Regions from separate parts of the Mus musculus genome. Here all the other regions are linked to region 1. A link is a loop called in an ENCODE intact Hi-C map of the cell type or tissue named here. Cell type or tissue: left cerebral cortex. All regions are shown on one strand. Each heading gives the region's core, and the rest is flanking DNA. Links, peaks and the distances in the headings are about the cores only. Region 1 overlaps 4931419H13Rik (RIKEN cDNA 4931419H13 gene). Region 2 has its middle 67 kb from the start of Ccna1. Region 3 holds the start of Rfxap (regulatory factor X-associated protein).

Region 1 (10,583 bases), core at 4,896-7,395:
GATTCCCCCAAATAAGCCACATTGTTGAGTTGTCACTCTACCGTAGGAGATGACATGCCCACAGCTCCTCAGATGGAGTCCGTACAGAGTCCCCACAGATTCACAGATGGAGCCTAGGCAAAGAGGATCATTTCTCCACAGCTCCACAGCTCCACAGCTCCACAGCAGGAGTCCCGTCCTGTGGACAGAACCTTAAATACAATGAGAGAGTAGTTAGCTGCACCCATAACTGTCAGGACACTTCCAGGAAGTACTAACGGAGGGAAGACAACCCTTCCCCAGTAGGTAAAACCTTCCAGAAGTTATCTCAGATACAAAGAGGCCTCCCCTTTACTGGGTAAAGGCGTTTGCCCACAAACTGGACAGCTCAAGGGTGATTCCTGGGCACCACTTGTGTCCTTGACCTCCACACATAGGAACACACACACACACACACACACACACACACACACACACACACAATGTAAAAAGAAAAGCAGGAAGGAGCAGGGCTGCCAGCCTGGCTCCCAGGTGACAATCTGTGTGCCTGTCCCATACCTGCTCCTGTTCCTGCTGGACTCTCCCCCACCCCCACTTCACCCCCGTTCCACATCAGAACCCAGCGTCGTGGACCCCTCTAATGTGGATCGAAGAACCGTGATTCTGCAGGGTTCTTCCAGGTCTTCAGTATGCAAGTAGCTCCGCAGAGGCATCTAGTTTCATGGACAGAGCAGGGTTGGCAGACCCGCTGTTTGAGGGACCCTAGTGGCCCAGGATTAATGGAGGAAGAAGGGTCAAGGAGAGCTTCAACCTCATAACTCAGATGAGGACGTCAGGCAGCTCCCTCCTTCCCCCCACACTGGCCATGAAGCCACCGTGCCACCATCAACCCTAGGAAGAATTTATTTCCTGCTTTCTTGGATGTTGGTCTCCTTCTAGAGTTGGAGTTTTCCTCCTAGTATGTTCCGTGGAGCTGGATTTGCGGATTTTGTTTGAACTTGGATTTGTCACGAACTATCTTGTTCTTCCATGCAGACGAAGCATCTTCCAATACCCTTGTTCTGGCCAATTGTACTCGGGAACTCAAACCTTGACTGCGGAGACCCTGGCCACCTCCCCAAAGGCATAAATACCCCTTTCCCCCACTGTAAACTGAACCAGTTCTCTGAAGCTGCTCTGATGAGTGTGTGTGTGTGTTCTTTGCCCTTGAACTCATCACCTTCCAAGATCCTGCCTGCACCGACCTGTCACAACTAAGCTTTCCTCCCTCTAGGCCAGCCTGGTGTGCAAAGGGCCTGCCTACCCTGAGCAGAAGCAGACACCAGAAGACTTCAATATGCAGGGCTCCTCCAGGATAGCCAACTCCTAGTGGGTAAGCCATTCTTTGGTTTCTTTTTGTTTTTTGTTTGTTGTTTGGTTTTTGGTTTTTTCAAGACAGGGTTTCTCTGTATAGCCCTGGCTGTCCTGGAACTCACTTTGTAGACCAGGCTGGCCTCAAACTCAGAAATCCACCTGCCTCTGCCTCCCAAATGCTGGGATTAAAGGCGTGTGCCACCACTGTCCCACATGTGTAAACCATTCTATTAACCTTGTTTTATTATATATATCCATCCTATTGATCCTGATCCTCTAAAGAATGTTAATAAACTGGTTTTATAGCAAAATTAGGAGTAGAATTCAATAACTCTTAAAATCCCCTGTGCTTAATGTTTTGTGTATTGGGTAATATATTAAGAACAACACATGCATTTAATTGTAAATACAACTGTATTTGATCTCTGTGATATATTAGCACCACTTTAATATAAATATAGCCTCCTTATTTATCTTACAAAGTACCAGGTTTCATTCTGGCAGTTGCATGGTAACTTCTTTTGGTTGGTCTTTTTCCCTGGGTGTTCCTCCTCTTTTTGCAACCACCCATTCACCCTTTTCTCGTCATTTCTCCATTTGTGTAACATGTATTCTATCTCAGCTCCCTCCTCAAAAACCTTTCCACATGTTTTGTCTCCTTTCCATCTTAAAAAAAAAAGTGTGTATGTGTGTGTGTGTGTGTGTGTGTGTTGTGTGCTTTGTCTGCATGAATGTAGGCCCCACTGAGGCCAAAAGAAGGCATCAAATTTACTAGAACAAGGACTGCAAACAGTCACTTGCCATTGTATAGGTGCTGGGAATCAAACCTGGATCCTGTGGAAAAGCATTCAGTGCCCTTAAACACTGAGCCAACCCCCCCCACACACACACACACACACATATGCACACACTAGGATTCGCAGTATTTTTCTGAGTCTGTTACCTCACTATAATTCCCTGTTCAATCCCTTTTTCTAATTCCTCTTTTCAAACAGATAAAATCTGGATGTAGTGCCACATTCCCATCATCCATTCCTTGATTGATGGGGATGTAGGCTGACTCGATTTCCTGCCTTAAACAGAGCAGCAGTCAACATGCATGTGCAAGCAAACATTTCTGTGGTAGGATATAGAGCCCTTTGGTATACGACCAGCATCTCTGTGGTAGGATATAGAGCCCTTTGGTATACGACCAGCATCTCTATGGTAGGATATAGAGCCCTTTGAGTATCTGACCAGCACCGCTATAGCTGAGACACATGGTAATTTTTTTTCAGTTTTTCCTAATAAACATCCATTCTGATTTCCAAGGTGGCTGCACCTGTTACACTCCATCTTTCCACACACCCACAACTGCATCTGTTTGCACTTGTTTCCCAGCTGATCGCCGGTCTACCTGAGATGAGATCCAGTCTCTCAAGGTAGTTTTCATGTGTGTTTCTATGGCAGCTAAGGATGTTCTCACTGGTTATATCTGGCAACTGCACACAAACTAGAGAGACCTGAGAAGAAGAAACCTCAGCTAAGGACTTTCCTTTCTTGGATTGGCCTGTGGGCATTTTCTTGATGGCTAATTCGGGGGAGGGGGCTCAGCCCACTGTGTGCAGGACCACCCCTGGGCAGGTGTTACACCCACTGTGTGCAGGACCACCCCTGGGCAGGTGTTACACCCACTGTGTGCAGGACCACCCCTGGGCAGGTGTTACACCCACTGTGTGCAGGACCACCCCTGGGCAGGTGTTATACCCACTGTGTGCAGGACCACCCCTGGGCAGGTGTTACACCCACTGTGTGCAGGACCACCCCTGGACAGGTGTGTAAGGAATGTAAGCTTGGGGTCAAGCCAGCAAGCAGCAGCGTCCCTCCATATCCTCTGCTTTGGTTCCTACCTGTAGGCTCCTGCCCTGACTCTGCTCAGTGATGAACAGTGACGTGGAGCTGTAAGATTAAATAAAGCCCTTCCTTCCCAAGCTGGCTTCGGTCAGTGTTTGATGACAGCAACAGAAAGCCAGCCAGGACACAGATTGATACCAGAGAGTGGAATCTTTGACAACAGACCTGACGGTATTGCTTTGAGGGAGGACCGTGGGAAGCGTTTGAAGGTTTTGTCTTTAAAGCCATCAGGTGGTCAAAGCTTCTCCAAGACAGGGGGAGTCTGGAAAATAACACTGAGGGAAATGCAGATGATGGAATCCTGGCTTGGAAGTGTCAGAGCTCCTCTGAGACACTCCCAAAGCAATTCATATGATATATTTGTTTTGGTTTGTTTTGGGATTTATTTGCCTGTCTTTTTAAAAAAATAATCATTTTGTTCATCTACATTTAAAATGATATTTCACATGTCAGTTACCCCTCCACAAACCCCCATCCCATCCCCCTTCTCCCCCTCCCCTTTGCCTGTGTGATGGTGCTTCCCCACCCACCCACATTCTCCCATCCTACCACTCCAGCATCTCCCTAAGCTGGGGTATCAAGCCTCCATAGGACCAAGGGCTTCCCCTCCCACTGATGTCACATAAGGCCATCCTCAGCTACAAATGCATTTGGAGCCATGGGTCTCTCCATATGTACTCTTTTGTTTGGTGGTTTAGTCCCTGAGAGCTCTGGGTGGTCCGGTTAGTTGATATTATTGTTCTTCCTATGGGGTTGCGATTCCCTTCAGCTCCTTCAGTCCTTCCCCTAACTCTTCCATTGGGGTCTGCTGGCTCAGCCTGATGGTTGGCTGTGAGTATCTGCATCTGTATTAGTCAGGTGCTGGTAGAATCTCTCAGGGAACAGCCATACCAGGCTCCTGTCGGCAAGCGTTTCTTGGCATCAGAAATAGTGTCTGGGTTTGGTGTCTGAGGATGAATCCCTAGGAGGGGCGGTCTCTGGATGACTTCTCCTGTCTCTGTTCCATTTTCTGTCCCTGTCTTTACATATTTGAATTACGAATCTAGAAGTGAAGACTTTGCTTTACCGGGATAATAGATGCTAGGCGGCTGCAGCTGAAAATTCAGCCATGATTAACAAGAGACCAGCGTCATTTAATTGAAATCTTCCTCAGGGTCAGCTTGCAGAAGCTGTGGTCCAGTCGAGTGTGGGGACAAGGCTGTGCATGCAGCACACGGGCAGCAGAGCTTGGCAAATGATATGCCCCATGTGGTGCTGACATTAGCATCATGAGGGCCGCAAGACTGAATGGGTCACAGAGAGAAGCTGACACTTGCCGTCATGTGGCAGGGTTGGAATCTCTGAAGAGGCCAAAAGAGGCCATTGGTGAAGGGGTAGCCTCAGCTGCAGTGGAGGCCCCAGCATGTTAAACTCTAGAACCATGGGGTGACCATCCAGGACGGGGGCAGGGGCAGAGCGGAGGCAGCCTAAGCCTACTAGACAAGCTGCATGCTGTGAGTGGCAGAGGTGGGGAAGTGGAAATGTCCAAGCCCTTTGGAGCCAGAAGACCATAAGCAAGCCCCTGATCACTGGGTTATTTACATTGTTGGATTTTGCTTTTGCTTTGATTTCTGGTTGTGGCCGTGCACTGGTTCTTGCCTCTGAGTTGCTCGGCTTGGTTTAGAGACACCCAAAGCTAAGAGGCTTGTTTGTATTCTAAAAGAGTCACTGAACTTTTAAATCACTGGAAATTTAAACGCGTGTACGGTGTTTTCTGTTACGATAGATGTGAGATCCTGGGTACAAACAAGAAAGGAAAGGCTGTGGTTCTCTAGTGATGTGTCTGTGTGTCACATTGATAAGGGGATAAGTCACTGTCTTGAATATTCAGTGACTGTTCCTGTTTCTTCTTCTGAGAACTGTCTGTTCGATTCATTTTCCCATTTTTTGGCTGACATGCGTTTTTGGTGTGTATAATTTTCGCAGTCCTTCACATAGTCTAGATACCAATCTCCTCTCTGTAGATAAGATCTTTAATTAGCTTCCAGCTGACACCCACGGTGAGGAGCCAGGGAGGGATGGGCACTGAGCTCCCTCTTTCCATCTACGCAGCTCAGGAGCCAGCCAGGGGCGGGCGCTGTACACAGCAGGGAAGTCTTCCCACCTCAATCAATACAACCAAGACACTGTCCCACAAGCATACCCAGAGCCCCACCTCCCAGGCGATTCTAGATGCTGACAACGTGACAGTCGACACTGTCCATCACAGAGGTAAAAGTAGACTAATATGTTTCAAATATGTTTGCCTAGCGCTGTTACGATAAAATAAGTATTAGCAGGTAGATGACATTTTAGAATAGAACAAACAAACACACAAACATAAACTAGTCAATAGCTTCCTGTGTAGATTTCAGGATCCACCCTGATGTTCAAAGGGTCCTCTTTTGGATACATTTCTTTAAATCAAGGGCAGACTCTTTCTCCACCCTGAAGTTCTTCTTTCTGGCATAATTCTATGGATATAGTAGGCACTCAATTAATGTTTGTTCATTAAAGGAATTAGTAACAAGATGTAAATTATTCTTGGCATATCCTTATACTTCTTATTTATTTACCAATCTAATCATTTATTTCGGTTCTTTCTATTTTTTTTCTTTTTCAAGGTCTTATGTAGTTGAGGCTGACCTGGAACTTACTGTGTAGCTCAGGTTGCCCTTGAACTTGGCTCCTCCTCTCTCTGCATCCCTAGTGCTATGATTTCAGGCAAGCACCATCATGGCCCGCTCAGAAACACACTTCTAAATTATCCAAAGCCTGTCTGCAAGGATATTAAGCCCCCTAAACACTGTTGTCATTGGTAATTCTCTGGACCAGATACTTCCAAAGCTGTGTCACCTAGCTACAGACCCCCTTATCTGATGACTCTTTCCCTTTGTGCTGGGGTCCCCAGTCCATTATCTCCAGCAGGTCTCTGGGCTAGAAAGACTTCCTGCCTCAGCAGGCAAACTGATCAGGGTCCCACCCTCCTTGTACTGTGTGCTACCGCCACCTGGTGGTCAGACCTTTTTGTCCCTGCCCTGCCTGCTGACCTCACTCCAATTACCCATTGCTGAAAGAGAAGCAGCCCAGCTATTTACATCAATTTCTCTAAGCAGGTATACCACCCCATGTTATTATACACTTTCTGTTGCTGTTTAAATACAAATGTCACGCATCAAAAATTTCTTAGGGCAGAAATCTAGGACACTCTGAATCCATTTCTTTAAATCATGCCCTATATATAGGTAAGAAAACAACGTGGGTTCAGGCGTCCATCAAATTTAGTTCCTACTAATCCTAGCTACATGGGAGGTTTCAAAGCCTGAGCTAACAAATTTAAGTCAGAGAAACCCATCTCAGAAAACTACTGTGGTGAAGCCATTGAAAAAGGCACGTGACACAAATCTCTGCTCTCCTCCACAGGCACCCACAAGGGTGAGCACACAAACACTTACATACATGCAGATGTGCACACACACAAATTATCCAGGAAAATAGAGTGTAATACAGTAGAAATGTTTGGTAATCATGAATTTTTATAATTCATCCATATAAAATTATATACAGAAAAATGGCCTAGAACTATTCCTAATACTTTAGGGGATAAATTACGAGATGTGTGTTGCATTTATATGAGAAGAAATAAAAGTGACCATGAAATATTAAATAGTTAAATATTCACCCTGGTATTATTTAATAATACTGAGGTTTGTTAGGCTTATTATAATTTCTAAACCTCCTCCAATAAAAATGCTAATTGCTTAATAAGAGTAGCCAGAGCCACACAGAGAGGCCCTGTCTTGAAAAACCATAAAAGTGGGGGAGGGGGGGGAGTGGTGGAGAGAAGACAAAGAAAAAGGAAAAGTTATTTAAGAATTAAATTATGGGGAGTGAAGAGATGATCTAGTGGTTAAATGCCTGTGATGCTCTTACAGTGGACCTGATTTCACTTCCCAGCACCCTGTGCAGGAGGCTCACAACCACCTATAACTCCAGCTCCAGGGGATCTAACACCTTCTTCTGGCCTGTGTGGGTACCTGCACACACCCACACAGACAGACCACTCACACACACACACACACACACACACACACACACACAGAGGGGGGAGAGAGAGAGAGAAAGGGAGAAAGACAGACACAGAGACACAGAGAGAGACATAGACAGACAGAGACAGAGAGACAGAGACACAGAGAGAGAGAGACAGAGAGAGAGAAACAGAGAGAGGTAGGATGAGATGAACCACTGGGGCATCTGGAGGGATAAAGTCAGCTGAGACTGCACTGTCCAGTACAGTAATGACTGGCCGTGTGGGACTGCCGAGCATGGGATGCAGAGCGCCCTGAAGAGCTGTGTATTTTATTTAACTTATCTCATAGCTATGTATGCAGTATGTAGTATGTTTCTCTGCATGTGATCACTCAGCATAGGTAGTCACCATTCTAGAGCAGGATTGAAATACTTCCGGTTGAGCCCAATCACAGCCCACTAAGGCAGTTCTGTTATTGTAGATATAAATGCATGGATCTGGGGACAGGTTTTCCCCTAAATTATTCTTTTCCTGTAATTTATGTTAAGTGTGCGACATAAACCACCTGCTCTGTAATTTCTTTGGGGAACAATGAAGGTGACTCACGCTGGAAGCTAGTGAGCTAGAGAGGGGACTCTAGCGGCATTTTGCTGTTCCAGCCCTCTGGGAAAACAGGCTGCGGATTTATTTACCAAGTCAATGAAAGCAAGGCTATGTCCTCAGCGGTGAGGTGAGGTAATGAGAGGGAGAGGCCGAGCTGTATCTGAGATGATTAAAATAACATTTTCATTATTTCCTCTTCACTTGCTTTGAACACACAGTCAATATCTTACCCCACCAGAAGCAGATATTGAACCACGCTTTCTTATCTTTGTTTTACAGGAAGGCGGCTTTCAATCTTTTCACTGAGGAGGAAATAAATAAAAGTACACACACACACACACTACGTCACACACATGAATCAAAATAGGAATTTATTTTGTGGGTAAGGAGAAAGAAGAATCCGATCTCTATTGGGTTCAAGCTAAGAACAGAGCATAGGAGGAAGAGACATTTGGGGGGTGTTCCATTTGCAGAGCTCGTGGGGGCTTCTTTTCCAAAGCATCCTGTGATCCAGTGCTCAGCTCCAGCACTAACCAAACCGTACTCTGCTTAGCTCATGACTCCAGACAGGACTGGGCACGTTCAGGGTGGTACAGTCACAGATCCCCTCTCTAACATGGGTAATAGTAGAACGTTGAGATTAACTACCGCCGTCCAACAGCATCTCCGATCTCTCTGTGATGAATAATGTTAACTCCCGACTCACACGAGTGAATCAATCAGCCACAGTGACGAGCTGTCCCGTGGGCCTCAGCGGGGGAATTAAGACTTATCCACTTAGGTGGTGATCTATTACATGAATCAGAAATGCTCTGTTTAGTCATTTCTCTCTTAAGTCATATATCATCCCTCTTTTATTTCCCATATGAATCTACAATTTGGAGAAAAGATCCCTGTCTTTATGAATAGCTTAAATAGGAAATTACTCAGTAGTATGATTATGTTCTTTTAAGGGAGGGATCATTCACTTGCTGTTACGTTTGAAAATCTTATGACTGAAGAAACAAAACATATGTGTGCACATATATAATAAATAGGACTATTACTAAGAACCACTACTGAAAACTACTAGGTCTTTTAATTTAAAATTGTAGTCATTTAGGAACATTCAGAATATTAACAAAACATCTGCTTTCTTTGTTCCACGATTACAGAACAGTACTTAGTTAACAGAACAAGTACATAAGCTACATCCGATGAAAATCTATGAAATCAGATGGAAAATAATCTCTGATCCCCATATATAACTAACTAATTTGTGCTGTGAACTAACTTTATGCTTTAAATCTCCATGAACATTTACAACCCAAGACTGTACCAGCCAAGGTTAGTGGCTACTGAAAATATCTCCAGGATTCCCTGGAAACACACAAGCTGAGCAGGAAAAAGATGAGCTAACTGGATGAAGATTGGTTCTAATGCTTTGATTCATTCAGGAATCTGCGAAAGGCCCTTGTCCTGAGTCAGTTTTTGTTCAATCAATGGCCAATGGCTGGACACTGGGTAGGACCCTTAGAGTTGCATGGGTGAGGATGCAGAAAGGAACAGAGCAGAATCACCATGACTCAGGAGTATCAGGATGGGATGCAGGAGAGGTGGCAGATAAAGCCAAACAGCCATGTGAGATTTCAGGTTCCCAAATTGGGCCTGGGGTAGCAGGGGAAGGTTTAGGAGTGCCCAGCCTTTGAAGCAGCCAAGGCATCTTAAAAATAAGCTGATGAGTGTGTGTCTTTCATTCTCGGATCCAAAGATAGCTAGCTCCTGGGCAGGTGCCAAAGCGGCTACAAACGCTACACCAACGGACTTTACTCCTCTCTTTTCTCCTCCAAATCCAACCCCCCAGTCTCATCCCCAGCTGTGTAGTAGAACAGCAGTAGTCTCCCTTTCCTTTCTGACCCCATCCCTGGTATATCATGAAGATCGGCTCCTCTAAGCTTCCTTTCCCCAGTGCATCCTATCACCCCAGCCTCCAACACCAGCAGGCGTTCCCTGTGAACACACCAGCTGAGCAGGCTGTTTACCACTCCCTCCTCTCCTCCAAATCCACTCCCCCCAGGCTCGTCCTCAGCTCTGCAAGAGAGCACCTGCTGCAGTCTTCCTTCTCCTCTGCCCATATCTCCTGTGCATCCCACAGACCCTCCCTCCTAACCTCCTTCCCCCTACTTATTGCTTTTTCCCAGTTCCCAACTCAGCAGGTACTATAGCAGACTTGCTAGAGTGACTGTTCTTCACTCTCTGCCCCTATTCCAAGGAGCCTAAATAAGAAGATCTTCATGGAACATTTATGCTTTCCTCTCATGTGAACCCCATCAGAGCCCTAGGTTATCCCTATTCCTGAGTGTCAGCTCCTGATACCCAGACACGCATTTTACTTGGAATCCCCAGTGGCTACATCTCTCAGGTTCACAGAAAATTTCCTATCAGGCAACACACAGCCACAATACTCTCTTAAAAATCCAGAAAGGAAACAAAAACCAAGGAACAGAGTACCCACCCAACAAAGACAACACCAGATATTGCCACCTAGATGTATAAACTTCCCAATCCTAGATGCTGAATATCAGCTTTAAAATACAATAAATAACAGCCAGGGCATTCTGTCTCTACTTGAACCCAGAAACTATCACAGCAGGCCCAGAATATCCCAACATACCTGAAATACAAGAAAAAAGATGTTAAAATACTGTGTGCTAAGATGATAGACATC
Region 2 (10,583 bases), core at 4,676-7,175, 75 kb before region 1:
AAAAACTTTAAGAATAAAAATTTTCTTTTTTTTCCTTTTATTAATCATTCCAGTTGTTTACACCTCAACTGATATCCCACTTCCCGGTTACCCCTCCACAAACCTCTCATTCCACATCTGCCTCTCTCTGCTCCTCTTTGCTTCTGTGAGGGTGCTCCTCCACCCACCCTCTCCTGCTCCACCACTCCAGCATTCCCCTACGCTGGGGCATCGAACCTCTACAAGACCAAGGGCCTCCCCTTCCATTGCTGTCAGGCAAAGCCATCCTCTGCTACATATGTATCTGGAGTCTTGGGTCCCTCCCTGTACACTCCTTGGTTGGTGGTCTAGTCCCTGGGGGTACTGGGTGGTCAGGCCAGCTGACGTTGCTCTTCCCATGGGATGCAATCCTCCTTCGATCGTCCAGTCCTTCCAGCAGCTCACCTACCAGGGTCCCTGAACTCAGTCTGATGGTTGTCTCCAAGAATAAAAAATGTTAAATTGTTATGAAACATATGACAGCTTCAGAGGTGAAGAGAGCTAGACCTTCTTCTGGCAGAGTAAATAGTAAAGGAAATAAGTTATATAAATTTAGGTTATGTCAAATTTGAATAATTACAAGGAAAAAAATACACAGCATAGAATTCACAAAACCTGGGCACATTTTGTATACTGTAATTAAAATAAAACATGCCAGTTTTTTCCTAGACTTCCCAGTGTTTTTCAAATCCTACAAGATCAGATATTTACTGAGTATCATTTTTATGATCAAAAAGCTCTTTCTAGTGCATGGATTACAATCACATCCCCTCGTTAGCCACAGAGAATCCAAGGGGGGAATTTTAAAGTTCTATTTACTTGATCTTTTTAGTTGGCTTTCTTTTTCTGTAAAGATTTCTCAAATCAAAGAACAAGTCTAAGCCCTTTGTCATTCAAAAGGTTTTTTTGTATTGAAATCCCATGAAGCGACTTTGTTGTGTTTCGTTTAAATGGTGGTACTTTTTAAAGGTAAACGCTTATTGATCAGAGCGCCACATCCCTGAGAAATCAAACTCAGCCTGCTTTCAAAGAGACTTAAATCAATTTATTCAGATGGACACACTTCTGCAGATTCAAGAGCAAAATAAAAGCCCGGCTTATTTTGCGTTCGTGAATACTTGGGAGAAAATGGGCTTCTTTAATGCAGCCTTTCCTGGGGGCCTGGGGGATGATTGTAAGAAGAGACTGAAACCATAGCATGATGGGTTCTCATTGTACTAAGGAGATCTGTTAAGGAGGGTGAGGGTGCGGGGGCATGCGCAGTCCTGCAGTTACTCAACACGTGCTTCCCAATGATATTTTACTCCAGCCCTTGAGCCTCACAATGACAGCGAAATGAACATTCTCTAGAGTTGCAGGACCCAGCCTGTGTTGTATCGGCAAATACAGATCTCCCAGGAATAACCATTTCCATTCCGATGGGGAAAAGTACTGCTGAGTCTAAGCTGCCTGTCAACTTATCCCATAAGGTTGTGTAATGAAGAAGAAGAAGAAGAAGAAGAAGAAGAAGAAGAAGAAGAAGAAGAAGAAGAAGAAGAAGAAGAAGAAGAAGAAGAAGAAAAGCAATCTCATTCAACAATATTTTTTATTTTTTACAGACAGAATAAGGGAACATATGAAAGCTACTTTTTTATGTCACCTGCCTATTTTTTGACTTTGAGCGTTAAAGTGGGTTCCAAAAATAATTTATTTTTTTTTTTAAATATTAAGATTCTGTGTCATCCAGGAGAACAAGTTCATCTGAAAACAGCTGAGGAAAGCTCATCTGAACTCCCAGAGACTGAAGCAGCAACCACGGGGCCTACACAGGCCTGCGCCAGGTCCTCTGCATATACATAATAGCTTTCAGTTCCATACGTTATGAGACTCCTGAGTGTGTGAAGATGGGTCTTTAATTCTTGTAAACCTCTTGGGACTCGTTCATTTTTCCTTTGGCATGTTTTGTTCAACAAAATGATGGGGTTTCTTTTTTGTCTTATCTTATATTTTATTCTATTATGTTTTGTTGTTATCTCGTAGAAGCCTGTTCTTTTTCTCATGAGAGACAAAAAGGGAGTGGATCCAGATGGGAATGGAGCTGGGAGAAACGGAGGAGTAGAGGGAGGGGAAACTGTAATCATATTATGTTGTATTAGAAACGGGGTAAAGGAAATTTAATAAAAAAGGGAGAAGGAAAAAATAGCCGGGTGGGAAGGGAAGGAGTGGATCTGGGAAGAGAGGAGAAAATATAATCAAAACTTATTGTCGAAAGCCTCCAAGAACTAATTAAACATAGATACGTGTGTGAGTGAGTGTGTGTGTGTGCGCGCGAGCGTGTGAATGTGTGTTATGTGTGTATAGAATATTCCGTGTTGTTGAAATTATGCCCTGAGCTAAGAGTGTAAAAATGAGAAGAGAAGCATCCAGAGACCTTCCCAACGCTGGGGGCTCCAGGACAGACTCTTAGGAGGCAAGTGTCTAAGCCCCACCCCCAGCAGTGACCACACCCCTCTCCTGCAGCTCTGGGGTTCTCCCCATCAAACCTGTGTGTCTACGAAGAATTGCTAACATGACTGACTCTCTACAACCTTGTTCTAAACATCACATCTGACCTCTCCCCCCCCCCCCCCATTGGGTGTTTATTCTGTGCTAAACACTGCTAGCACTTCCCACGGAGGTACGTATTGGGAATGGCAGGAGCAATGCAAAAAACACAGTCTGCATTCAGAAACCCACATCCCTTGTCCAGGGTGAACAGCTTGAAGAAACAAAAACAAAAACAAAAACAAAAACAAAAACAAAACAACGGTGTCTACCTGCTCAAGGAGGACGAAACACGGAGGACGAAGGGATGTTGATTACATGAAGATGGAAATGAGAGAGAAATAAATAGGAAAACAGAAATATTATAAGACCCCCATTTCAAAACCAGCAGGACATATCCTTTTGTCACCTGTGTGGCCATCAGGACTCAGTGACCTTGAGAAGTCACATCCATCTTTGGCTCTTCCATCTTTCTAGGATGTAGTGGATGGCCCATCTGAGAGCCCAGTTCCACATCAGATCCAATAAAGCCACCTTGTCCTTGAGTCACGGCAATGAAGCTTCTCCTTGCTGTAGGTTGCTCACTGGTTGCCACTGAGCCAGGCAGCCTCTTGCTGGCATGTTGAGCCATGCAGTCCAGGAGACAAGGCTCCAGTGGGAAGGCAGAGCAGCTGAACGTTGTTCCCAGTAGGCCCCAAGCTGCCGTAGTTCTGATTCCCACACTCCTCCTGGCAGTTCCTGTTTGAGAGATTCTATCCAATGTCAGGCTCTATGGACACTCTATCTCCATACTACTCAGGAACTAAAGAGAAAGCTCATGAATTTGAAATCTACTTACTAGGCAAATGACATATGGATTTGTAGATACACCACCAACAACAACAACAAAATTATGCAATATTTTATTGATTTATTGGGAATTTTGTACAACATATTTTGATCATATCCGTGCCCTCTAGCTCCTCCCAGGTCCACCCCTACCTCCCCACACATCCCTCAACTTCATGTGCTTAAAAAAAAAATCAACCCATCAACTCCAATTTGTCCTGCCCCGTTTGGGTATGAGGCCATTCACTGGACTATGGTCCACCTACCAGTAGTCTCATCTTCAGAAGATGTCAACCATCAACATCAGTTAGGGATGGAGGCCAATGAGCTCTTCCCCTCTTCAGGCTGGAATGTTGGCTGACCTGAGTCTGACTTCAGGTATCCTGTCATGTCCCAAAGACGCTCTTTCAATTCAGTCCTGTCCAACCTCTTGCTCTTATAATCTTTCTAACCTGCACCCCCCTCCACCCCCTGCTTCTGCAATGGTCCCTGAGCCCGGAGGTGTGACATATATATCCTCTTTGTGTTTGAGCACTGCCACTGCCACTCTCTGCATTTTGATTAGCTGTGAGTTTCTGCTGTCACCGCCATCTGCTGCACCAAGAAGCCCCTCTGAGGAGGTCTGAGAACGGCACTCTGTGGGTCCTAAGATCCCCTTTAAGGTGTGCCACCAGTGACATAGATAAATGAGCAAGATTTTGTTTGTTTGTTTGTTTGCTTGTTTGTTTTTGGCAATTGAGCCTTCATTGACCTATAAAACCCAAATCACAGGAGACCAGCCATGCAATAAGAGCATTAATAACCCAGAGCTATTAGATAAAATTTGCTTCTTTCTGAATGAAGGAAACAACTATGAATGTTTTTTTCATCCTTGGGCAAACTGCCTAGCTCCAAACATACGTGTTTTGCGAATATTCTCTGGGCAAAACTGAAAGTGTCTTCTTTACTAGAATACCAGGGTGGAATGAGCTCAGGCAAGATGGTTGCTGGACAGTGCAGCTCATTCTTACAGTCAAAGGCTACGTATGAAAAAATCCCCAAAGGCCCCATGAAGTTGGCCTGGCCAACTTCAGAGTTCCTTCTTTCCACTCAGAAACTGTGAAAATTCTTTTCCTATAAAATACAGTCCACGAGCTGCTAGTTTTTTCCTTAAGAGCCAGAGGCAGAGGCAAACAGACTTTAGCTCCATCCTCCTGACTCTACTGGTCTCCTCTGACCACAGTCCACTTCAGTTAGCCCTCCCTGGCTTGCCACTAACCTGTTTCGGGGCAGACACACTCTCCTGGTTACTGGAGATGAACATGAATTTACCATGTCTTCAGGCCAGCTGAAGCAGGTCAGTCTCAGGGGATGGTAGCCTAGCAACCATTAAATCTTCAGGCCTATTATACAGGCACCTTCTCCTTGGAGTCACCTGACCCCTTTCTTCCACAGCCTGAAAGGTCTGTGTGGTGGGGAAGCTGGAAAGGGCCTTAGTCTCAGTTTGAGTGTGTGTGTGTGTGTGTGTGTGTGTGTGTGTGTGTGTGTGTGTTAGAGCAGAAGATGGATGAAGATAGAGGTGGGGAACCTGACCACTAAATCAGCTTTACCATCTCCCAGATCAAACATACTGAAGAATCTATTGGCTGAAATTGGGCTAAGTACTGCTTCAGAAAACATCAGAAGGGCACCCTCTTCCATCTCAGCAGAAATAGCTGCTCTTAGAATTTAAACCACTCCCAAGAACATCTTCCAATGTCTACAGAACTGATCTTTACAGAGCACCTAGAAGCAGCAGTTTTCAACTTGTGGATCAAATGACCCTTCACAGAGATTGCCTACCCTATAACCTTCAGATATTTACATTACAACCATAGCAGTAGCAAAATTACAGTTATGAAGTGGTAATGAAAATAATGTTATGGTTGGGATGTCACCACAATAGAAGGAAGTATATTAAAGGGTCTCATTGGAAAGGCTGAGAACCACTGACCTGGAGTGTCCAGGCATGGTGTTGCCAATGTTATTTTATTGAAGACATCAATTGTATTCATTCTGATGCTACTGATGAGAAAGCTGATAGGCAGAGCAGCCAAGTAACCTGCTTTAAGTCACACAGCTTATAACGAGTTCTGTTTTTTTTCCAACAGCCAGTGGTGCAGGCAACAGCTTTGACCTCTGCACTCTGCCAGCTTTGCCTGTTTCAGTGGCATTAAAGGAAGCAATACGAAAGTGATCTCAGAAGCAACCATGCGGGTGATCTAAAGCGATGTTAGGGAAACTTCCTCTGTACATCACAAGCTACCGAGAAAAACATCTCCCGTTGATTTGCCACCATCCTCAGACCTGATTTTTACAGGAGTAAAAAGCCATAAATGCCCATTAAATGAATTAGTGGATGATCACATTCTAAATGAATGAGCTTTTAGATACAGTTGTGAGGTGTCTTCTCAAAACGAGCTCCCACTTCTTTTAACTCGTTTAAAGTCATTTTCCTTTATGCTCCTGGGAAAGTCAGCGTCTCCACCTAGCCACTGAGAAAAATCTCACCACCCACATGTGTGACTCTATGACTCTATCTCTCCAGTTTCCTGGGAAGAGGTGTGTGTGCTTAAAAACAAACGACCAAAGAGAAGAAAAGCAAATATTTCATTTACTGGGAATTGAGCTATGATGACAGCACTGTAGCCTCTATTGTGGTTCATAGACTTACTTGCATGGCCTATCTGTTATTTATACAGACATGCACATGAGTTTAAACACACACACTACATTATCAATAAAGTATACATAATGATCACAGACATTTGCATATGTTCATTTTAAACATCAATTAAGATACTTTGCACGAGGGGGTGTGGGTTATTAAAAATGGACATGTGGGAGGAGGATACAGAAAAAGTGAGAGAGGAGCCACCTGCTCTCTGAACTGCCCTGGTCAGCCTGACAGGAAGCAGTGCAGTCAGCCACAGCTGGAAGGGAAGCGCCTCTGGAGCAAAGCCACCGCTTCCACCAGCCAGCAGCAATGGGAACTCAGCCCAGGTTGGCAGCCAGCTCAGTCCACATCCACACTGGCAAGCGAAGCCAGGAGAGAATCAGTTAATCACTTTAACGGAATTGATGTGCTGCCTACACCTCCCCTTGGAGTCCCAGAGAAGCAGTCGAGCATCCCGGTTTTTCCTGCTTGTGGTCCGATCTGCTGTGACAGGTATAGGTGTCAGAAATTGTCAGTGCTGGATGAAGGCAGTCTGTTCTGAGTAACAGAGAACCAAACCTAATCTCTCCAGCCGCTTAGTTTTGAGGATGACGCAGAAGAACCCTGACCCCAAGGGAAGGGAGCAGATGGATGGGAAAGGACATTCCTCACCATCTGGGCAATCTATGTGTGGAAAACTGGTAGGTAACTGTAGTGACATCCTTCCCAAAGTTGCGTATGGCCAAGACCTGTAAGCATCCCAGGAGAACAATGGGAAAAACACTTAGGGAGTTCTATCATTGCTCCTCTTATAAAGGTGAATGAACGAAATGTTCAAGAAAGGTCTCCTTGTGGGTGAGCCTCACCACCCATTGAATGTTCTCTCAGACAGGCCCTGACACAGAAGCACCAGCTCTTAGGAGTAACTGAAAGTTTCCTGCTAGTAACCTTTGTTAGACCCAGTTCTACCCACAATAGTTTACATAAAAATGAAGCAACAAAGGAACCCCCGGGAGACCGTTTGCTTTGAAGCACAAATGTAAACGGTCTGGTTTCAGCACCCTCAGATTGCTTTCTGTGCAGAAAAGGGCTAAACAATCACTGCCTGGGTCACTGGCAAGGTGACATTCCTGGAATTACTCCTTAGACTGTAGGAGACGCCAGGCACAACCGCTGTTATTTGGGAGAATGTTCTTGTAAACCCTTTCTTCCTCTCTGACTGCACAGCCTTCTCTCAAGCTCATGACCACAGCTGTGTGGGCATCTCCAGATGACACGAGGGAGCTGGTCCTCCCATAGCACTTATCTGTGATCCACTGTGGTTAACTGACATTTTGTAGAGTTCTTTCCCTCTCCCTGTAGGTGAACCATCAGCTCAGGTTCCTTTCTGTACTTGTGTGTGTGTGTTTGTGGGTCTGTTTCTATATGTGTGGCAGCTGCTTGTGCACAACTGTGAACCCATGTGTGAAAGTTGGAGAACAACCTCAGAGACTTTCCTCCAGTAGCAGCTGTTTTGTCTTGAGACAAGGCCACTTAGAACTCCCTGATGCTGCTGGGCTGCCCGACTAGGAAGCCCCAGGACTCTCTTTCCAGCTCCCAAGCTCTGGCATTACGAACATGGACCATTATGCCTAACTTATTTTTTAAAATGTGAGTTCAGGATATGGAATTTAGGTCCTCCTACTCGCAAAGTGAGTACTTCATCAGCTGAGCTCTTTGCCCAACCCTATCTTATCTGTGACATCATTTCTCATCTGGACCTTTAGCTTGCTAAGTAAGTCTTTGCTCACTAGTAGCAATGAGAGACTATAGCCACAGAAATCCTTCTGTTTCCTCTACTACATACAAGTTGTAGAAGAGTTGAAGCATAATCCTGCCCCATATAAGACAGACCAGGAGCAAGAAAAGCAACCAGCTCATGACAGGCATGACACAGAAGACTTGCTTTTAACTTCCCCAGGGTTGTTCACTGTTTGGGTGCCACAAAAAATTGATAAGCTGTTCCCTAATTATTTATTTAATCATCTATCTATCTATCTATCTATCTATCTATCTATCTATCTCTTTACCCTTGTGACTCTCTAGCCACCTGTCCTGGAAAAATTATCTCCTGATTAAAAATTTCTTTGCTGATTCATGAAGTAGAAATAAAAGTAGTATGGAACCTGTAGCCTTTGTGCGCATGTGCACACGTGCATCTCTGTGTGTGTGTGTGTTTCCAAGTGGTTTATGCTGTTTATTGACTTAAAATTATTCCATAAGTCAATGTGATCATTCTTCAATATATCTAATGATTTTGAATCCAAGGAAAGATGTCCCTCCCAAATCTGAGACCTGGTGAGATTCTTCCATGTAAAGGGGAACCTGAGAATCCTCGGAGAATCTCGTTAAGCCATGCAGTCATCCATCTCCTACTGCTCAGAAGGACACAGTAAGTACCAGCCACTGTAGCCCCATATGCTATGTTACCTAGGGAGTAGGCTACCATTTTCTTGAACCTCTGAGCTTGGGACCCTGAGAGTGCCACAGGAGAGGAGGCCTCCATGTAAGCAAGTAAGACTGCAGAAAGCTGCTTGTACCCATGTCTCCATGTCAGGTGAACAAGGAGATAATAAACTTCCGTGCCGCTGACTTTTTCTAAGTGGCAGGGCTTGAGAACCTCAAAGATCTTTCCCCAGAGACACTCGGATCACTTTCCATCGCACGATACCAGGCTGTTCCTGGATGCTCCGTAAGTGAGTAACAAGTTCTGAATCCAAAACTCATTTTTACAAAGTCACCACTGAAAAATTCAGAAGAGCATCTTACCCTGCATAAATCCAGCCAGGAGCTTCTTTGGAGCAAAACTGATTGACAGCCAAGTGTTGTCTGATTTGGTAGAGTGTCTGGGTCCTTTATACTAAAGCTTGCATTTTCAAAAACATGAGCTTGTTTTTCTCAAAATGGAGACATTTTAATGCTAAATACATACGTAGATGAAATAAATGAAAAGGCAAGATATTTTTGGTAAGACTTTAGCAAGGGGGAGTTGCCTCTGGATGTCTCATAAGTAGTGGTAACTTTGCTGCATATTTTTCTGGATTTTTTCTACCCATTGATAGAACTCTAAACATGCATTTTCTTTGATGCCTCAAACTATTCAGCAAGAGCATGCTCACTAAATGCCCAACCAGTTTAAATGTAATCAGATTTGCTGTGTACAAATTTGTTGAAGGGTGTACATTCCTTCAACTAATGGTCAGGTACTTTAAAAAAAATACTGAGTTTTGCTGCTCTTTCCTGCTCTGTTCTGTTCTCTCTTCTGTTTGTTTTCCCCTCCCCCACTAGAATAGAATCCAGTTGTATGGCAGAAGTAGTCTCACTTAACATCCCTGGAAAGAAGACAGGCTCCTGGCCTAATATATTCTTTGGCTCTGTGCATGTTATTGTCTCCATCTCACAGTAATGCCACTGTCCCTCAAGGATGGGCTTCTTTGTTGGATTGGCCAAGGCCCGTGTGATGGTTATTCTTTGGTTGTCACTTTGACTACATCTGGAATTATTTAAAATCCCCAAATGGAGGGTACACCTATAAGGGATTTTTGCTTAATTTAAAATAGGAGGAGCCACTTCTGTATCTTTGAGGTAGGAAGACACACCTTTAATCTTGATCCAAATGGAGGGTACACCTATAAGGGATTTTTGCTTAATTTAAAATAGGAGGAGCCACTTCTGTATCTTTGAGGTAGGAAGACACACCTTTAATCTTGATCCTTTGAGCTGGGAAAAACCCCACCTCTAATCTGAGTCACACCTTCTGCTGGAAGTCTATCTTGGGATATGGAAGATGGAAGCTTTTCATCTTTCCCTGCTTGCTCTCCCCTAGATAGCAAGTCAATTCTCTCACCGGCATTAGAGCCTACTTTGGGATTCCAGAGTCTACTGCAGACCAGTTCAGACCTCCAGACTCACAAACTGAGCAACTGCTGGATTCTTGGACTTTCCATTCATAGCCAGCCATTGTTGTATTAGCCTGTATGCCATTATAATGAACCCCTATTCTATATAAATATAGGAGATTCATTCTATAAGTTCTGTTACTCTAGAGAACCCTGACTAATACAACTTTGAAGGATGCCACTGACAAAGCAGAGTCTTCTTGACTTTAGCCAGCTGCACCCCTCTGAGACTGCATGCTCCCTTGTATCCAGCCAAAACTCCACTGCGGGGACATGTTGCCTGCCATGCAGCCAGACTAGCAGATCCACCAGCCATCAGCTGTGTATTCATGGCTCACAGATGTGCACAGACATAGATTGGCAACACTCCTGGTTTTGCTTCATGCAGGTTTATCTCCTTCTTGCTACGGAGGTGCTACTCTTTAGGGCATGCCCATTGACATGCTAGAGGTACGTGAGAATGAATGAAGGTTATGGACCCTCTAGCCCAGTCTCACCACCACCACAGTTGCTCAGCTTTTGAGACAATGGTGCTGCTGCAGACTCCTAATTTGCATGGAGGAAGTTGAATGTTATTCTTCAGCTTTCTCTTCGTGATCCTC
Region 3 (10,583 bases), core at 4,968-7,467, 260 kb before region 1:
TCAGTGATCTACTTTAGGGCTTAAGTATTTAAGCCATTTCCAAGTTCTTAAAACCCAAATCTAATCCCCTTCCATTCCTCTCTATTCACGTTACACTTTCCTACTTCCTGTTGGTCTGAAGCAGTATAAGCTGGGCCATTCCTGCTACAAAAGTTCCAACACTCTGATCCCACACAGGTCCCCGCATGGCTCATGGGCTGCAGAGCGGACAGGTATGCAGGCCTAGAGACAGATAACAAAGCTCCCAGTACTGTGAGCCCAGTACCAAACAGTGAGTACATTCCTCTGTAGCCAGTGTGGAGCATCTAAAGAAATAAGTACAGCAGACGACTCAAAGTTCAACGGATGTCCTTTAATGAATAATTTTGGCAAAAGGGTCTTTTTCAGAAACACAAGTATAGAACACAAAATGAAGAAAATCACTCTACTTTGTATTTGTTTCTTGTGGTGGTAAGGGTGGGGAGTGGGCTGAGGGCCTTGCACATGCTAGGCAGGTGCAGTAAGGCTAAGCTGCATCCGTAGCCCTGTGAGTACTTATCGTAGCTACGAGTTTAACATCAGATATATTTCAGTTTAGGAATCAACCAACTGATCCATTTTACCTTGAATCACTTATTAACTTACTCCTGGATATACTCTCTTGACATTTGATTCTGTATCTTATGGCATTTTTGCTTTTTTAAAGTTTTCCTAGGAAAAAGTTTTTTAAAAAAAGTACCCAGATAATCCTCCGTTCCTTTAACAGTAGCTAGGAATAAGTGCTCAGTTTTGAAAAGCACTGGCTACAGTGAGAGCTATTCTACCTTCAGGGTCTCCTTTATGGAGAATGACTATAAGCAAACCAACCCTGTCCTGGCCTTGGTGGGCTGAGTACATCTGAACTGTTCACAAAATCAACTGAGGAGACAACCTGCTTTAAAGGAGAGTGACCCCCAACCCTGGAGGCACCAACTTTAGTGTCCTCTCTTTCTCCAGTTACATGAAGAGACAGATCAGTGACCACTTTCCTCACAGGTATAAAGATGCTTAGCTTTCAGAGCTCCACCTGAACTACACAGAAAGGTTACTCCAAGCACCTGACCTTGAGCTGGCCGCAGGTTATCGATGCAGCGGAGACGCACTGACGGCAAGGGAACATTTAGCTGGTGGAATACCACAGACTGCAGAAGGTTACGATTTCTGACCCTCACTACAGCCTCGCTAGGTCAAGGTCACTGTGGCAGCCCAAAACATACCAGTCCTTTCCAGGGCCTCTTGGTGAGAATCGCAGCCCTGGGTGATTGATATTACTGTTACTTTATGACTTCCACAGAAAGCAACTGGCTCATTCGCTTCAGTAGGCATAACTGAAGAAAAACAGTAAACACTATAAAGGTGTTTTTTTCCAAACTCACAGTGATATGAAACAATTAAATGCAAAAATTCAATATTTATTTATTCTCAAATGTACACACACATTTACAGAAAGTAGTTTCTCTCTCTCTCTCTCGCTCTCGCTCTCTCTTTTGAGACAGGAACTTGCTATGTAGCCCAGGCTGGCTTTGAACTTGGGATCCTCTTGGCTCAGTTTTCCAAGTTCAGGGGTTCCAGGTGTGCCCCCAATGTCTGATTACCAGCACTGTCTTAGGCTGAAAGCACCCATGCATCGCAGTAAGGTAGCGCGCAGAAGCCTCCGTAAGCCTCACACTGGCGCTCCTGGGAAATGCTGCTGTCTTTGCTCCAAAACTTGCTGATTTAGTAGCTGCTGCTGCTTCTGTAAAAACTGGACAACTTCTGGACTTCTTAGTAATGACTTAAAAAGAAAAGAGTTTTGGAAAAGGGTTATTAATAAAATGCTCTATCTGTTTTTGGTTTAAGAACAGGTCATACACCATAGACAGGCAGGCTTTGAGCTCACAGCAATGCTCCTGGTCTGCCCAAGTCTTTCAAGTGTGGGGATGCTTTTATAACAAAGTATCAGCCATGCTGACCAGCCTTTTATATCTGATGTACTTATTTCTCCAATAAAATAAGTTGAAAATTAGCATTGTCTTTGTTTACATTCTTGTATTGTCAAAGTTAAAATCTTTTCTTTGTGATTCTTTAATATAATAAAACCTCATTGTAGAAGTTTGAGATAAAATCTAAATTAATTTTAAAAAATCTAATATTCTGCCAAAAAACTTACATATAAAGTATATCATGAGTTAAAGTCTCTCTCTCTTCTTCAAATTACCATCCAAATATTCCAATATCTTATAAAACAGTTGCCCCTTTCCCGATTGACTTTTGGTAATTTCTATCAGTTGTATATTAGAGACCCTTATAAACTATTAGTAGTTGTATCTCAGTGCCTTTACAGTACTATTCCGTGTACTTAGAGTCTGTTTTAAAAATCTCATCTTGCTCAGTCAAAGGTCAGTCAGTGAAGAAAACAGGGCTAAAGGTGTTCCTTCCACTGCAGTCCAGGAAGGGGTAGGAGGGGTAGGGTGTGAGGTTCATTGTGTCCAGTGACACAATGCAGTTCTGGAAAAACAGTTCCACTGAAAACAAGCGGTTTTCACTAACAGATCTACAACCACTCAACAAGCACTTACCAGTCTTTTCTGATTTAACACTTGCTCTAGAAGAGTAGGTCTTGCAGGGCGATCACCAAAGGATCCTGTTCTCTGTTTGACAATGGAGAGTATGTTGTCTGTGCTTTCCTGGGATCAAAGATAAACATTTAATACGGTGTTGTAATCCACAACAGCAGGTATTTCAGTGATAATGAACATCTCTCTCTTTGATCTTTCTCCTTTTTTAGGTTCAGGTTCTGTGGAACTTTAGGAAGGCCTGTAGATAAGTCACAGGTACTGGCAGTCATTTCTAAGTAAATGCCCTCCTCCCTGCAGGCACCCTCCTCCCTGCAGGCTTCCCAATCTAGGATCTGCAGTCTCTTGCAAGGTCTCAAACTGAAGCTATTTGGGCAGAGGGGAAGTTTAAATACCTGTGGCCTGTTTTCACTGTTGCAAGAGAATGACAAGTGACACCGAAATCTCACACGGAGCAATCTTTAGTCCAAACAGTCTGCCTGCTTTTGGACAAAATAAATTAACTCAGAGGCAATCTACTGCTAATGAGATACTGGATTCATACCTGATTCACACCCACAAGAAGAGAGAGGCAGTAAAATACTGGTTACAGAAGCAAACAGCTTTCAGAGTAAACTGGGTGGAAGGGGCTAGAAATCACAGCTAAGAGGCCACCACTACAGAGCCAACAGGCAAATTCTGCAACAGCAACCTGTCCCCGAGACACTGAATCCCATTTCAAATTAGTAATGCTTAATCCCATATATGAATGAATCTAAACACTGAACTTCTCCTCACATAAAAGAATGCTGCTGAAGTTAAGTGAAACACTCTGCCTCTGGGAAAGCTTTGGCCTTTTATCTACTGGCTTCCGAGTTGTCTATTAAAACATCCGCGTCGCACCTTTATCGTGAGATGCTTAGCAAACTTTTGTTATAAGAAGGTTTCCATACATACATGTTTTAGGTCTCAAAATATTAAAAACTCTAAAAGAGGATTCTAGTATCACAAAAGCGAAGATTTTTTTCTTCTTCTAACTCTCCCCAGTTACCCTATTTATAGGACCGCTTCCTTTACATACACAGTACATGGAATGCTATAGCTGACTTGACTGTAGAGAACCTTATGTCTTCACAACTCCAGGCCTTGCACTGTGTAGGTAGGATAATGCTAATACCACAAAAATCAGACGTTTATAGTAGCAATAATTTTGAGTCATCTAGGCCAAACTTCCACAAATGTTAGAAGTTCCCCTTCAAAAGGAACTTCTGTGGTAAGGAGTCTTTCTACTTTTTACGGGTTTTGTTTTGTTTTTTAAACAGCTCTAATACTTAGGTGGACTTTGCTGGGTCTGAGCTGAAATGCACACCACTTATAATTTTCACCTAACCAAAATAAATCCGAAGAAACACTAATTGGGCATTATCTTAAGGGCAAAAGACGAGGGAGCCGAGACTTAAGGGAGATGAATAATGGACCTAAATACAGACAGCTAGCAGCAGAAGCCCAATTGCAGGGCACTGGCGTCTCTCTTCCAAGCTTGACTTGAATCAAGCAACCGAGCAACGCCCATGTGTGCTGTAAGTTACTACCCCACTGTCAATCCAACTTTTCTCAGGGGCCAGGGAGTCTAAGAAAAAAAAACAAAGTCACCAAAGTTACAGAAAACCAACAGGGTGTGTCAATGTGCCGGATGCCTCGGGGTAGACACTGGGAAGGGTTTACTAAGGAGAGGTGTAGATCACCTCCAAAGTGCCCATGTCAGCTGGAGCAGAGGATGAGCCCTTGGGGAGACCCTGAGTGTGTACCAAGTAGGTTGGCACCCATCTGCCCTGGCCCCGGGGCCCCGAGGAGCAAGCATACCTCCAGTTTGACGTTGCCTGTGCTGGCCGCGGACGGGCCGCCAGAGCCCAGTGCCTGGTCGCTCTTCTTCTTCTTGTACTTGTCCTTGTACATCTTGTTGCGGTGCTTCTTGCACATCCAGGGCTTGCGCTGCTTGGCCACCTGGCTGGTGGTCTCGCGGCAGCCCTCGTACGTGCAGGTCTTGGAGCCTCGCCTGCGCGCTGCGCCGCCACCCTCCGCGTCCTCGTCCTCCAGCTCCTCCGGGCTGGCCGCACTCTCGCCGCCGCCCGCCGGGTCCGATGTGTCCAGCAGGTCGGCGTCGTCGTCCCCCGCCTCGTCCTCGGCGTCTGCCGCCGCCTCACTCCCCGCCAGGCCCGGCCTCAGAGCGCCGTCCGCCTCGGCCTCGTCCTGCCGCATCACCAGCACCGTCACCGGAGGGGCCGTCCGGGGACTGGCGGTGCTCGGCCCCGAGCCCTCGGGCACAGCCTGCGCCTCCGTGCTGCCGCCCGAGCCCGGGTCCGCCACCGCGGCCCGTCAGCTCTTGAGAAACACAACCGTACTCGACAAGCGGCAGCCCGCCGCACGTCCCGGAGCCGAACCGCCAGCACTGCACTGCGCGTGCGCCGTAGCGGTCCGCGAGCCTCTGCTTGGGAACGGCGAGAGGGGCGGGGTTGAGCAGGTGCGAGACAGAACCGACTGCGCCTGCGCGGCGGCCATCCGCAAGCGATTCCTAGGTGCAGGCTGACCAAGAACCCGGCTGACAGCCGGTCGTGGTGGCGCATGCCTTTAATCCCAGCACTCGGGAGGCAGAGGCAGGCAAATTTCTGAGTTCGAGGCCAGCCTGGTCTACAAAGTGAGTTCCAGGACAGCCAGGGCTACACAGAGAAACCCTGTCTCCTTCCAGGCGGGGCGGAGCGGCTGACAGAAGTCCCGATTGCGCATGCGCAGCTGTCCTCCGCTCGCCTGGCGCTCACCAGTTGGAAAGACTGGAGAATGGAGACTGGAGGACGGCCAGGAGACACTTTCTGCCTGGACCCATCCTCCCTGACGGGTTCAAAACGCGTCTCTCCTGGAACGTCTCTGGATAGATTAGGTTCCCGAGAGGCCTGAAGAGGAGTTTGAAACAACTCGAGGAGGAAACGGTTTATTTGGCTAATGCATCCCAGTCAAGTCCCATGGGGACATGGAGGAAAGCTTGCTCACAAGCTCTGGTTCGCCTTAGGGTTTCTACCCAGTGCGGACGCTCCTGCCTTTTCTGACATTCCCAGTAATGAGATTGTTGACTCATGTGACAGTTCTGTTTTTATTTTCCCCACAAGCTGCTCTCTGTCTTCCATAGTGGGTGCTCGGGTTGGCGTTCACACTAGCAGTGTAGGAGAGGTCCCTTTTCCCGTATTCCCCCAACCCCCGCCAGTGCTCGATAGATATCTTATCTCTGATAATAACCGTTTCATCTGGGATGAGATAGATAACACTGTTCTTCAGGATTAGGGATGTATATTACATACACCTGTTGGTCTTTGCATGCTTTCCTTTGTGAACCAACTACATCGCCCATTTCAATAGGATTATTAGGTTATTATTATTGTTATTACTTATTTTTATTACGTTTGTTTGAATTCTTTTCTTTCTTTTTTGTTTGTTTTTGTTTTTTTGAGACAGACAGGGTTTCTCTGTATAGCCCTGGCTGTGCTGGAACTCACTCTGTAGACCAGGCTGGCCTCGAACTCAGAAATCCACTCAGAAATCCACCTGCCTCTGCCTTCCCAGTGCTGGGATTAAAGGCGTGCGCCACCACGCCCAGCCTTTGTTTGAATTCTTTATTTGTTTGTTTATTTATTTATTATATGCAAGTACACTGTAGCTGTCCTCAGACACTCCAGAAGAGGGAGTCAGATCTCCTTACGGATGGTTGTGAGCCACTATGTGGTACCTTTGGAAGAGCCGTCGGGTGCTCTTACCCACTGAGCCATCTCACCAGCAGACATTCTGATGTTAACTACTCATCAAATGTAGCTTGCAAACATTCTCTCCCATCTTCGACACGGTGGGAAGCATGGCAGTGTCCATGGTGCTGGAGAAGCGGAGAGTTCTACATCTTGTTCTAGGGCACACAGAAGACTCCCAGGCAGCTAGAAGAGTCTCAAAACCCAACCCCAAAGTGATGCACTTCCTCCAACAAGGCCACACCTTCTCCCACATAGCCACACCTCCCAGTAGTGCCATTCCCTGGGCCAAGCACAGTGAAACAACCACATGCACTAATCTTAGAGCTCACTGATTGGTTAGTTTGACAAACTCTGTAAATCCAGCAGTAGAACCTGCCCCATTCCTAGGGTTGCAGACATGTATGACCATGGTGGGCTTCCGAATGGGTGCTGGGATGAAATTGTGGTCCTCATTCTTGGAAGGCAGCATGTTACCCATTAAGCTTTCTCTCCAGTTCTCTCTCTCTCTCTCTCTCTCTCTCTCTCTCTCTCTCTCTCTCTCTCCCTCCCTCCCTCCCTCCCTCCCTCCCTCCCTCCCTCCCTCTCTCCCTCCCTCCATGTTTCTCTCTGTCTCTTTCTTAGTGAGGTCTTGGGAATAAAATGTATGTTATAATGCTTGCAAGGTAAACTCTTGAGCAAGGAAGCCACCTCTCCATCTTACTGTCACAGATTTTTACACAACTCTGTTTTATCTATCACGCACCTAGTTTATAAGATTACCTTTATCCTAGTATTGTTACAAAAAGGCTTCATTTTTTGTACCACTTACATTTATCTTTGATTGCAGGGTAATTCTGGATTTATGCCATTTAACTTTTTTTTTTTAAATCAAACTTGTTTATTGTTGCTTTTTGCCATCTGGTAGCATTTTACACACAGGCTTCGATCTTCAGAATACCCTGGATTCAGTAGAAAAACCTTTTAAATGAAGTTTTTTACAATAGAAACTTCTCAGCAGTCAAAATTTGGACTGTAAAAAAATACATGCAAAACATACTTTTCTGAAAACACTTAACTTTGAACAAAGCACCGAACTACACAAATGCAGAATGAAAACAGCATTTCAACTCCACCAAAAGTAGTCATCATAAAAGGTGTAAAAGTCACCTAACTTCACTAGGCACTGTTCACTTTTTAAACAGGAGACAATAGAAAATATTGTCCACAAACAATATCCCAGCTCTATGGCAGGTTTCAGAAAGTCTTCAACTTCATGCTTTAGTAGCGACAAGGTGAGTAGGATCGTGATCGAGAACGTGACCTGTATCCTCCACGACTGTAGTAAGGAGAAGATGACCGTCTTCTGTAAATCTGATCCCTGTCTTGAGCTGCTCTCCATCCACCTCCTCCACCACCTCCTCCTCTGTGTGATCTGCTGTAATAGCCCCCGCCATCATACCCCCGATCGTATCCTCTGTCATAATAGTCTCGGCGGCGAGAACTGCCATAAATGGCTCTCCCCATATAAATTCCTGGTGTTGGGGTATGGGGCCTTTTTGTTATAGAGAAATCGACTCTAATTCGACGCCCATCAAGCTCCATTCCATTGGCACGTTCTTTAGCTTCCTTGGCATCATCTACATTTTCAAAATATACAAAGGCAAATCCTCTTGAACGTCTAGATTGCTGGTCATATACAATAGACACATCAGCAATGGGGCCATATTTAGAGAACACTTCTCTTAGGTCTCTTTCTGTGGTGTATAAGCTCAACCCAAACACGCCAAGACAACAGTTGGGGTCAGGATTTGCCCGGTTCCCAACATGACGCCTTCGAGTAGACATGGGAGAATGGCTGTGGCTGTGGCGCCTGCGATAATCTCGGCTGTAAGACCTGCTCCGGGATCGTCTATGCGAGCGAGATCGTGATCGTGACCTTGTATAATGCCTTCTAGAACTTCTTCTGGATCTAGACCTAGATTCAGACCTGGACCTGGACTTTGATCTAGAACGCCTTGAGTCTTCCTTGGAGCGAGACCTTGCAGGTGTATGCCGTGCAGATTTCCCCGATCCGTGAGCACTTCCACTTCGGGAAGCAGAACGGGATTCCCGCTCGCCGTAGTTCTGCTCGCCGCTGTCGCTCATGACTCCGGGTCGCTGTCACCGCTACGGGCCTTTCCTGAAGCTGTCAAGCTCCCGCCTTCCTTACAGAGGCTCCACCGCAGCCTAGCGCGACGCCACACTTTTGCGAGGAGCTCGAAGCCGACACGCTCCGCACCGCCTCCGCACCGGTCTAACCGCCATTTAACTTTTAAGAATAATTGGTATTCATTGTTCTTCAACTGTTTGCTAGGACTCAGCAGTGAAGCCACCTGATTCTGGATTTGTTCTGGGGGATTTTTGTTGTGTTGTTACTGAGCAATATCAACTTTTAAAAAAATGGTTCTGTAGGTCTCTCATTTCTTCATGATTCAGTCAGAGATATAAACTTGTCCATTTGTTATGTCCTAGGTTACCAGTTTGTTGATAGTTGTTTATAATATCCTATAATAATCCTTTGTAAGTCTTCAGTACCATTTTCAATGCTTCTTCTCTCATCTTTGAATTTGAGTACCTCTTATTCTTTTTAACTCAGTCTTAGTTGTCAGTTTTGTTTAAAGCTTTATTATTATTATTTTAATATATGAGTACACTGTCGCTATCTTCAGATACACCACAAGAGGGCATCAGATTCCATTACAGATGGTTGTGAGCCACCATGTAGTTTCTGGGAATTGAACTCAGACCTCTGGAAGAGCCCAGTGCTCATAACCACTGAGCTGTCTCTCCAGCCCCAACCTGGTTTTTTTTTTTTTTAAAGTTTCATTTCCAAAACCATAAAGTTTATTTATGTAAATATACATTGTAAAGAATCAGTGCATTCATAGAGGTATGCAACCAACCTTATAAGACATTTTGGTTCTCTGGTTTTCCATACTGGAGATCCAGTTCTGGCTTTGTGAATGCTTGGCAAGTGCTCTACCACTGCAGCTAGACTTCTAACCTGAAAACATGTACTGTATATATACAGTGTAGCTTTCTGTCTTTTCTGAAGCAACCTCTGCTCCAACTCCCAGCCCCAGGAAACCATCATCCTACTCTCTGTCTCTGGAAAGTTCCATTTTGTGGACCTTTTTATCAACGTAACAGGCAGCATCCAGGAATCTGAGCTTTGGTTTTTCAGGAGTGATGAAGTTGGCATACATTGTCTCTAAGCTTTTCCCTAGAGTCTGAATATAGATAGACCATCCCAAATTCACAATGGTTTGCCTTAAGGTTTTGAAAATTTGTAATGATACAAAGGTTAAAAAAATGTTCAAGAAAACACTATCCTCTGGGTCTTTGAAGCTTTATTTTTGGAGCTCCCTATGTCAAACACAGCTTACATTCTATAAATTTGTTAATCTGTGCTTTGTTATAGAGGTGCTGGCCTTGAACTTTGCAATCCAGAAGAAAACAATTTAAAAGAAGCATAAAATTTTGGTTTATCATGACAGTGTTCTTTTAAGAGGACCTTAAGGGCTGGTGAGGACAGTGCTCTTTTAAGAGGACCTTAAGGATGGCTCAGTAGGTAAGAACACTGACTGCTCTTCCGAAGGTCCTGAGTTCAAATCCCAGCAACCACATGGCGGCTCACAACCACCCGTAATGAGATCTGATGCCCTCTTCTGGTGTGTTTGAAGACAGCAACAGTGTACTTACATATAATAATAAAATCTTTGGTCCAGGGAGAGCAAGGCAAGCAGAGCGGATTGGAGTAAGTAGAGGTCCTAAATTCAATTCCCAACAACAACATGAAGGCTCACAACCATCTGTACAGCGACAGTGTACTCATATACATAAAATAAATAAATTAAAAAAAAGAGGACATTAAAACAGGGCCAGGTGGTATGTGCCTGTGATCTTAGAATGGGGGTGGGGTGTGAGAAAGTTGTAAGTTCAAAGGCCCCTCGGAGCCTCATCTCAAAACTAACAATGAAAAGTAATCCCCCAATGAACAACAAAAAAAGAAGAATACCCCGGGTTACTTTTTCTCCTAACAATCCCGAGATCTCTAGAATTTAAAAGCACACAGAGGCTGTCTTTGCGTAAGTGGCAGTGAATGAATATTTTGGGGAAAGATGTAGGTGAGAGGTTATGGGGAGATTTGATTGGAGCTCTACATACTGCGACTAGCATAATTAAATAGGAAAAAAAAAAGTCACCAGAAGCTGACACACGG

Evidence for each region. Hi-C counts contacts between places; a loop is a spot of excess contacts. Peaks named below come from ENCODE experiments on the same cell type or tissue, not always from the same donor. Only the 100,000 strongest peaks of a DNase experiment are listed, where the experiment ranks them.
Region 2: it touches region 1 in a loop (2.5-fold over the local background); 4 of 42 quality-filtered maps call a loop at or near these places.
Region 3: it touches region 1 in a loop (7-fold over the local background); 31 of 42 quality-filtered maps call a loop at or near these places.

The regions. Positions count from the first base shown.
Region 1 is chr3:55,058,362-55,068,944 of GRCm38, forward strand. It overlaps 4931419H13Rik (RIKEN cDNA 4931419H13 gene), which reads left to right. Exons shown (of 8, transcript NR_040593.1): 3 at 1,253-1,351; 4 at 2,644-2,753; 5 at 3,228-3,396; 6 at 5,317-5,475. Among named protein-coding and RNA genes, the nearest start is that of 4931419H13Rik, 8.4 kb to the left of the region's middle. In left cerebral cortex, for the core only: a CTCF peak has its summit at 6,251 (motif pointing left); DNase peaks (open chromatin) are centred at 5,256 and 6,255.
Region 2 is chr3:54,983,171-54,993,753 of GRCm38, forward strand. No RefSeq gene overlaps it. Among named protein-coding and RNA genes, the nearest start is that of Ccna1, 67 kb to the right of the region's middle. In left cerebral cortex, for the core only: no CTCF peak of the experiment used is centred there; DNase peaks (open chromatin) are centred at 5,891 and 6,398.
Region 3 is chr3:54,802,784-54,813,366 of GRCm38, forward strand. It overlaps Rfxap (regulatory factor X-associated protein), which reads right to left and starts at 5,008. Exons shown (of 3, transcript NM_133231.2): 1 at 4,416-5,008; 2 at 2,577-2,684; 3 at 332-1,792. The coding sequence starts at 4,892. The coding sequence ends at 1,682. It also overlaps the pseudogene Gm10254. In left cerebral cortex, for the core only: CTCF peaks have their summits at 6,228 and 6,461; DNase peaks (open chromatin) are centred at 5,103 and 5,298; H3K4me3 peaks cover 1,006 bases; H3K27ac peaks cover 880 bases.